2 separate regions of the Homo sapiens genome follow, and region 1 is linked to region 2. Evidence: chromatin contacts called from ENCODE Hi-C or POLR2A ChIA-PET data. All regions are on one chromosome and are shown on one strand. The core of a region is the stretch at or near the end of the contact, and the rest is flanking DNA. Distances in the headings are between cores, read along the strand shown. Region 1 holds the start of MAPK12 (mitogen-activated protein kinase 12). Region 2 holds the start of TRABD-AS1 (TRABD antisense RNA 1).

Region 1 (3,740 bases), core at 230-2,729, 61 kb before region 2:
GGGTCAGGCAGTGTCTCTAAGGACCAGGGACAGTCTGTGCCCTTGCTTGGGTCTTGGGTAGGGGTGGAAACCGTCTGGGAGTTGGGGGCCTCCTGGGGCCTGGTCAGTGTAGTGGTCAATCCCGGGGGAAGTCCAGTGTTGGCGGTTGGGGGTGGGAGGAGAATGGTGACACAGCCCCACCTCAGAAGCCTGGTCCGTGCAGGGCCTGCTGGACCCCTGAGCCCCACCACGGGGAGTAAGGGGGACAGCGTGGAAGCTGGGCTTCCTGGAAGAGGTGGATGGAGTGCCACAGGCAGCCCAGGGCACAAAGGGTATGGGCCACAGGCAGCTGTGGTTTGGGTGGCCCTGGGCTGCCCCGCTCACTGGTCACGAGCTGGTGAATGCCGTGGAGCACGGCCCAAGCCCAGGTGTAAAGCTACTACCACCCTTGAGCGGCTGAGCTGCTGATTCATGGCAGGAGGGCGGGGCAGAAGGCCCTAGGGATCCTGTTACCCACCAGCCCAGTGGGCTCCTGGGGTGCCCCAACATCCCTTCTGAGATCCAGGTTCCTGGGCTGGTGAAGGGGTGTCAGGGTGGGGCTTTGCCCTCAGGAGCATCTGGTCCAGGATGGGGCCAGACCTATGGGAGGACAATGCCCACACAGAGGGGTCAGGCGGAGGGCCCCAGCAGGTCCCCATCCCTGCTGGAGAGAGTGCAGCCACTCTCAGCCTGGGTTTTGCAGGACAGGACAGGCAGGGGTGGGATGGGCAGAGACACCAGTACTTGCAATGCTTGGAGCAGGCACCCCACAGATGGGGGGAGCAGGGGGAGGAGCTGGGGGTCCAAAAGGGCCCACGGGGACCTATGGGACTGAGAGGCCCGGGGTCAGTGGCCACAGGAGTGGGGTTGGGGATGCAGCCTGAGGAGTTTGGGGGACAGACCCCTCCGTGTAGAAAGAGGGATACAGGCAGGACAGGTGCAGATGGACCCCTTGTTGGGGGACGGATGGATCAGGCTCAGTGGTAGGGCATCCTTGGGGGTGGCCTGCGAAGTTGACCCCGGGAACACAGGGCTCAGCCCGACTTGCGGCTGCCATAGAAGTCAGCGCTCAGGCTGTCAAGGATGGGCCCTGCGCCCTGGAGCCGTGGGGAGTTAGGACTGGAGCGGGCGGGGGGGGGGGGGGGGGGCTCCTGCTGAGACCCCCCCAGGGCGGGGAAGTTCAGCCAAAGGGGAGAGGCTGGCAGAGGTATCTCCGCGCCGCGTCCGGCCCTTTATGGGGACGAAGCTGCGGGGCGGCGCTCCCCTCCCCCTGCGCTTCCCCCCAGGCTCCGGCCCTCCCCAGGCTCCGGCCCTCCCCCGGCGGCGGCCGCCTCGGGTTTCCGGAGGGGCCGGAGGGCGGGCGAGGGCGTCACGTGCGCGCCGCCCGCGGGCCGGTTGGTCCCCGGGCGGGGGAGGGGCCGTGCGCAGCCTGGGTCGGGGTCGGGCCGGGGTCGGCACCTGGGACATCCCTGAGGGAAGGGCCGGGAGCGGGAGCGCCCCAGCGGCCGGCGGGCGGGCGGGCGAGCGGACGAGCGGCGCGGAGCCGGCCCGAGGCGCGCGCCGAGGGAGCCCCGTCCCCGGTCGTGGGGGCACCGCCCGCAGGCTCTGCGGGGTGGGCAGCTCCCGGGCCTGCCATGAGCTCTCCGCCGCCCGCCCGCAGTGGCTTTTACCGCCAGGAGGTGACCAAGACGGCCTGGGAGGTGCGCGCCGTGTACCGGGACCTGCAGCCCGTGGGCTCGGGCGCCTACGGCGCGGTGTGGTGAGCGCGGGCCGGGCGGGGCGGCCGGCGGGGCGGGCGGGGCCTGCGCGGGGTGCCCGGCCTTCCCGCTAAGCGGTCCGCCCCGCAGCTCGGCCGTGGACGGCCGCACCGGCGCTAAGGTGGCCATCAAGAAGCTGTATCGGCCTTTCCAGTCCGAGCTGTTCGCCAAGCGCGCCTACCGCGAGCTGCGCCTGCTCAAGCACATGCGCCACGAGAACGTGAGTCGCGCGGCCCCGCTCCGGGAAGGCGCCGCGGCCTCGGCTTGGTTCAGCTGGGCTGGGTTCCCCCACCCGGCAACCCCTCCTCCAGGCAGCCTGCTGTGGGGCCGGGCGGGGGTCGGGCCGTGGGTCCCCAGGGGAGAAGGAGAGCAAGGCCTGTCTCTCCTTGGGAGACGACTCCCCCAAGGGCCGTTCCCCATCCTCCGCCAGCCCCGGGAAGGACTCAGCCCCTTGACTCGGCGCCTCAGCCAGGCCCTGGTCAGGGAACACGACTTGGCCAGGCCCAGGGGATCCTCCAGGTCTCACGCCAAGCCTTGCCCCCAGCCAGGAAGCCCGCGGTGAGAGCATGCTCCCGGCGGGAGGATTTTCCTGGAAGGGGCACCTTCCCTCTTCCCCATCCCCTTTCCAGCCCCTCTGTGGAGCCCACTCTGCTGCTGTCCATCTCCCGAGTCTTCCGACCCGGTGGTGGAGGGGGAGGAGGGGGGCGCCAGAACGCAGGGAGTGTGTTGAACCCTCAGGAGCCCCTGGGGGTGAAGGGTTTAGGGAGCTGCTGTTTGAGGAGCACTGGGCGTGGTGGCCGCCTCACAGACACCCTCCTGTGCGTTGTGGGGGCCCATCCTTTCCAGTCCTTCCAGTGAGATGCCACGTACAGCTGCCCTGGGCCTCTCCCATGGCGGTGGCTGGCTGCTAAGAACCCGATCTCTCTGCCAGGGGTGCTCTGGTTTCTGGATACAGTCCCACTTGTCCACTGCCCCCCACGTCACTCCTGCCCTCCCCCTGGTCTGGGCCCAGCCTGAGGGCTGGTGGTCTGGGCACCCGGACCCTACCTACAGGGTGAGATGCTCTGGACCCTCCTGGGTCATCTGAGCCACCGGTGCCTTGGGAGAACGAGTCCCTGCGTCCACCAGCAAAGTGCCCCGTCCACCAGCAAAGTGCCCCGTCCCCCGGTTCCTGGCCACCGCTACTCCCTCAGCCCCTTGGATGGGTCTTTTTCTCTGAGGCTTCCCATGCCCACCCTGACCCCCAGCTCACTACCCTGGGCCCTGTGAAATCCATTTGCAGTGGACACCAGCCCTGCCCGCACCTCGACACCCCGTCACACCCAGCCCTGCCCCCACTTCGCCGGCACCGCACCCCCCCACCACCCGCCCATCACACCAAGGCCTTGCCCCAGGACTGCAGCCTTCCCCACGGCCCCCTGCTCCCACCCACCCACTCACCCACCCGTGCCTTGCCCCATCCAGCCAAGCGCTCTGGGGCTTTTTTTCTTTTTTTTTCTTTTGAGACCGAGTTTCGCTCTTGTTGCCCAGGCTGGAGTGCAATGGCACGATCTCAGCTCACTGCAACCTTCGCGTCCTGGGTTCAGGCGATTCTCCTGCTTCAGCCTCCTCAGTAGCTGGGATTACAGGCGCGCGCCACCACGCCTGGCTAATTTTTTGTATTTTTAGTTGAGATGAGGTTTCACTATGTTGGGCAGACTGGTCTCGAACCCCTGACCTCAAGTGATCTGCTCGCCTCGGCTTCCCAAAGTGCTGGGGTTACAGGCGTGAGCCACCGCGCCGGGCTCCACCGGGGCTTTTCTTTAGCCACCGCCCCGCTGTGCTGGGATCTCCGCTGTGCCTGTGGGCCCACCCCCTGGGCTCCTGGCCTGCAGCTGAGGCTCTTTCCCTGGAACCCCATCTTCCTGGGAGACTGAAGCTCTGTGAGGCCACGTGCCTTGCTCAGCGGGGGAGGAGGCTCTGCCA
Region 2 (4,118 bases), core at 1,386-3,885:
TTCAGGGTCCCTTGAGATTCCATATGAATTGTATTACTTTTTGAGACAGGGTCTCACTCTGTCATCCAGGCTGGAGTGCAATGGGATAATCACAACTCACTGCAGCCTTGAATCCTGGGCTCAAGTGATTCTTCCACCTCAGTCTCCTGAGTAGCTGCAATTAGAAGCACACGCCACCATGCCCAGCTAATAAAAAAAAATATTTTTTTGAAGAGACAGGGTCTTGCTGTTTCCCAGGCTGGTCTCCAACTCCTGGCCTTAAGCAATCCTCCTGCCTTGGCCTCCCAAAGTGCTGGGATTACAGGAGTGAGCCACTGCACCTGACCCCATGTGAATTTTAGAATGGGTTTTTCTATTTTTGCAAAAACTGTCATTGGTATTTTGATAAGGACTATACTGAATCTCTTCAAAGAGTACCGTTGTCTTTCTAATATTAAGTTATCCAACCCACGAACAAGGGATGTTTCCATTTATTTATGTTTTCTTTATTTTCTTCATGTTTTTCAGTTTTCACTGTTCAAGTCTCTTCCTTCTCACAGCCACTTCAGACGTTAGCCTCAATCTTGGAGAACTGGTGAGGCCAGGGACCCCAGGACACGTGTGGGGATGTCAGGCAGGGCCTGAGTAAAGGTCAAAGGACTCCTTAATTTTTAGGAGAAAATATATTCTAGCAGCTCTCAGGTCTGAAAGCAGTGAGTTAATACTCAAGTCTTCAAACATAAAAAGTGTCTTCCAGCGACAGATTACTCTCATAAAAAAAATTGTCTTTTTAACTTTAAAATATCACCAAAAATGAAAACATAAAGTTTAAGATGATCGCCAAAAAGAAAAACAAAAATTAAAAAAAAAAAATGCTCACAGGACAAGCAGGCCCCAGGCTGAGCAGCATTTCCACCACGTTCCAAGGGTCAGAAACGCTCCAGTGGGCGGCCGGTGCTGTCAACTCTAAGCAGGTCGCTGGGGGTGGGGAGGGAGAGCCAGAGCCAGGTTGCCCTCAGACACAGAACAGAACGGATTTGGAGACGGGGGAGTGAGGAAGACCCTCAGTCTGAGGAGCTTGCTTGGGAGATGGAGCCCCGGGGAAGGGATGCTGAGGGACCGAGGGGCATTTCAGGTGCTGGAGGGGGAGGTGATGAGAGCACAGGGAGGGGCCGGATGAGATGCGGGTTTAGCATTTCTCTGAACATAAAATGTACACTTTCCTAGTCATTCACAAAAGCAGTAAAGAATATGGAGTAAGTACATTGTTTAGTAGAAAAGAGCAGAACAGACCCAAGCGCTGTCTATACACAGGAGGCAGGTGGCGCGTGCACGGCTCCCCGGTGGGCCTGGCGGCATCTGGACCCAGATCCTGCCTTATTAGACCACCTGTGTGCCCCCCCACAGAAATCTAAACGATGCCCACCTCACTTCGGGGTTAAAAAGGGCTGCCCGCAGGGAAGTCAGGGCCAGGCCTCCGTGAAGTCAGTCGCAGAGCGAGGCTGCTGGACGAAGCGGCCCGCCCCACGAGCGATCGGAGGAAGGCTGGGGACCTGCGGGGTTAGGGTTAGGGTTAGCCTAACCTCTCATCCCGGCTCCCGCCCCTGGGTTTGGAGCCCCAGCGAACGTCGGTAAACATGAGCGGCGTCCCTGGTGGAGCTGACTCCAAGGTCCTCGGCGGGTTGATAAGCACAGGGCGCGGGCGGCTGCCAGCACCGCGCTCCCGCGGGTGCAGGGGAGGCCCCACTTGGCAGTAGCCGCCGGACGCCCCCAACACCGCGCCGGGCGGAGGGAAGGGGCGCCCCGGCGGGGAGGACCCACCCGCGCCCCTCGCCCGCCCCGGCCCACCTGGAGAAGGGCGTGGGCCCGGCGCCCTTGAGCTGCAGCTCCCAGCGCTCGCCGGTCGCCGTGCACACCTCGCCCAGGTACATGGCGGCGCCGTCGCCCAGCTGCCCGGCGAACTGGCCGAATTGGTGGCCGCAGTAGCAGTGCGCGGCGGGCTCGGCGCCCGGCAGGAGCGCGTTGCCGCTGAAGAACAGCGCGGCCTCGGCCTCGGCCTCGCGCGCGGGCGGCGCGCCCAGGCCCAGCAACGCCAGCGCGGGCTCTGACAGCGCCACGAGGCGCGGCTGCCGCAGCGGGGTGGGCTGCACGCGGGTGAAGCAGGCCCCGGGCACGGGCCGCGGCGCGGACGGGGCGCCCTCGGGACCGGGCGGCGGCGCCTCCACGGGCAGGGCGCGCAGGGCGCGGTTGTCGAAGCGCAGCCCCGCCAGCCAGCGAGGCGCGGGCTCCATGGCGGCGCCCGACAACGTAGAGCGGGGCGCCGGCGACGGGGAACAGCGACCGAGGGGCAAGAGTCGGGCAGCCGCGAGCGAAGCCCCGAGCGCTGCCCTGTATACGGCCATCCGCGGCCCCGCTCCCGCCGGAAGCCAGCCTGCCCCGCCCGGAAGCCCCGCCCCGCGCGTCCCGCAACCCAATCGCCAGTGGGCGAGAGTGGGGCGGGTGGGGGGAGGGGTCGCGGTGTCTGGCCGGGCTCTAATTGGCTGCCTCGTCCGTCTATCCGCATCTCCCGGCCGGAGGGTCGGAGGCGTCCGGGGTGGCTGTCGGCGTCACGGGGCGCGCGCTGATGCGAACGGGGTGACAGATGGGAACGCCTCCGAGACCGCCAGCGACGACCCCGCTCGGGCAGCCCCGGATTTCCTCGGCTGCACCGGCGCCGGCAGCGGGGACCGAGGCCCGCGTCCGTTCGGGTCGGGCCGGGGCTTAGCCCCGCGCCCCACGGGCGGCCGGGACCCCACCCGGACCCCGCCGCGGTTCTGGGCCGCCGGAGCCTCGCGCCGCCTCTCGGGGACCTTGTCCCCTGGCCTCCGGCCTCTCGGGCCCCTCGCCTGCCGTCTAGGAGGGAAGGGGCCTTGGATCTGTGCCCCGCCCATGGAACAGCGCCCGGGCTCGGAGAGGCCCCGCGAGGCCGCAGGCGCAGACCCTCCCGGAGGGCTGGGCGGGCACCGGGGTCTTCGGCTGGCTTGAGGGACCCGACCCCTGGGGGAGGAATTTGGGGTCTGTGTGTCCGAATGAACGCGGGGGTTCAGATGAGTCTGTGGTGCCCCCGCTTTCCATCTCCTCCGGCCCCGGCCCCAGAGGACTGTCTGAGAGGCCGGTGGCCGCGGATCCTGGACGCGCCTCCCTCCTGCCTGTGGTTTCCCTTTATTCCGGCAGCGGCGCGAGCCCACCCTTCACATACAGGAGCTACATCCAGAAGCTTCTCCTGGGGCCACAGCGTGGGCTTCCGAGACTCTGCGTGACCCCAGCTCTGCCCCTTTGGGGCTGCGGGTGAAGCCCTCAGGACCCTCCGCGTGCGTTGGGCAGGTAACTGGATGAGGGATAATGTGGTGAGGTCCCCGTGCCCAACCCTCCTCTGCAGCCCACAGCAACCGTTCCCTCTTCAGCAGCCCCCTCCCCCCGGCCGCTCTGGGCGCCCGTTCCCAGCATCCTCCTTGGCAGGTGTTACCCCTCCCCATTCCCCAGGCCCTGGGCCCTCCTGATCTGTCTCCTCGACCCCCTGGGGCCCCAGTCTGGCTCAGTCTGGTCCACACTCTGGAATCTGGTGGGACTGGGTATGGAGGGTCTTGAGTGTCAGCAGGCCACCTGCGTCCCACCTGGTGGGTGAGAAGGGTCCCACAGGTCAGCATGGAGGGACCCGACTCTGTCTCTTCTGCTGGAAACCAGGCAGGTTCCTTCCCCCAGGGCCCCGGCAGGGCCACGAGTACCCGCTGCACTGGAGCACGGGGGAAGAGGCAGGGATCCTTCATTACCTGAACCCCATGTTCACACGTCACAAAACAGGAGTTTCCAAAATTAGAATTTATTTCAGTTTCTAAGGAATGAATCCCCGAGTGTGGCAGGAAGGACACAGCCGGCTCCTGACGCACACCTGATTTGATTCAACACCGAGTCGGCACAGACACAACCAGAGATGGCCTGGGTCCAGGCTGGGGCTGCACGGGCTGTGTCCTGGACAGCCAGGAGGGAGGCCCCGCACACAGACGGCCGCCGGGCAGGGGGCCTGAGCGGGACAGGCCTGGCCACAGCCCATGTCCTTGGCCTTCCACATAGGTGCACACATTGTCTGCCCAGAGAGGGCC

What was found. A loop is a pair of places that touch in the nucleus more often than their neighbours do. ChIA-PET counts read pairs that join two places held with the same protein, here RNA polymerase II (POLR2A). Pooled maps may share reads with other maps.
Region 1: a loop to region 2 is called in a pooled map, with 3 times the contacts of the local background. The contact joins the promoter of MAPK12 here to the promoter of TRABD-AS1 in region 2. A Hi-C loop is called at or near these places in 3 of 168 maps with a recorded cell type or tissue (CD8-positive, alpha-beta T cell and gastrocnemius medialis), 2 of 37 single-sample maps with no recorded cell type and 8 of 50 pooled maps. POLR2A ChIA-PET finds 5 or more read pairs at or near these places in 14 of 52 experiments (CD4-positive, alpha-beta T cell, CD4-positive, alpha-beta memory T cell, CD8-positive, alpha-beta T cell and 10 more).

The regions. Positions count from the first base shown.
Region 1 is chr22:50,259,422-50,263,161 of GRCh38, reverse strand. MAPK12 (mitogen-activated protein kinase 12) reads left to right here and starts at 1,479. Exons shown (of 12, transcript NM_002969.6): 1 at 1,479-1,777; 2 at 1,866-1,995. The coding sequence starts at 1,653. RefSeq lists enhancers at 362-1,093, 2,663-3,163 and silencers at 1,141-1,190, 1,201-1,510, 1,541-1,910, 2,061-2,240.
Region 2 is chr22:50,199,300-50,203,417 of GRCh38, reverse strand. It overlaps TRABD-AS1 (TRABD antisense RNA 1), which reads left to right and starts at 2,635. Exons shown (of 2, transcript NR_186698.1): 1 at 2,635-3,342; 2 at 4,090-4,118. TRABD (TraB domain containing) reads right to left here. Exons shown (of 10, transcript NM_001320485.2): 10 at 3,823-4,118. It overlaps SELENOO (selenoprotein O), which reads right to left and starts at 2,407. Exons shown (of 9, transcript NM_031454.2): 1 at 1,828-2,407. The coding sequence starts at 2,381. RefSeq lists an enhancer at 1,338-1,577 and silencers at 1,938-2,017, 2,148-3,087.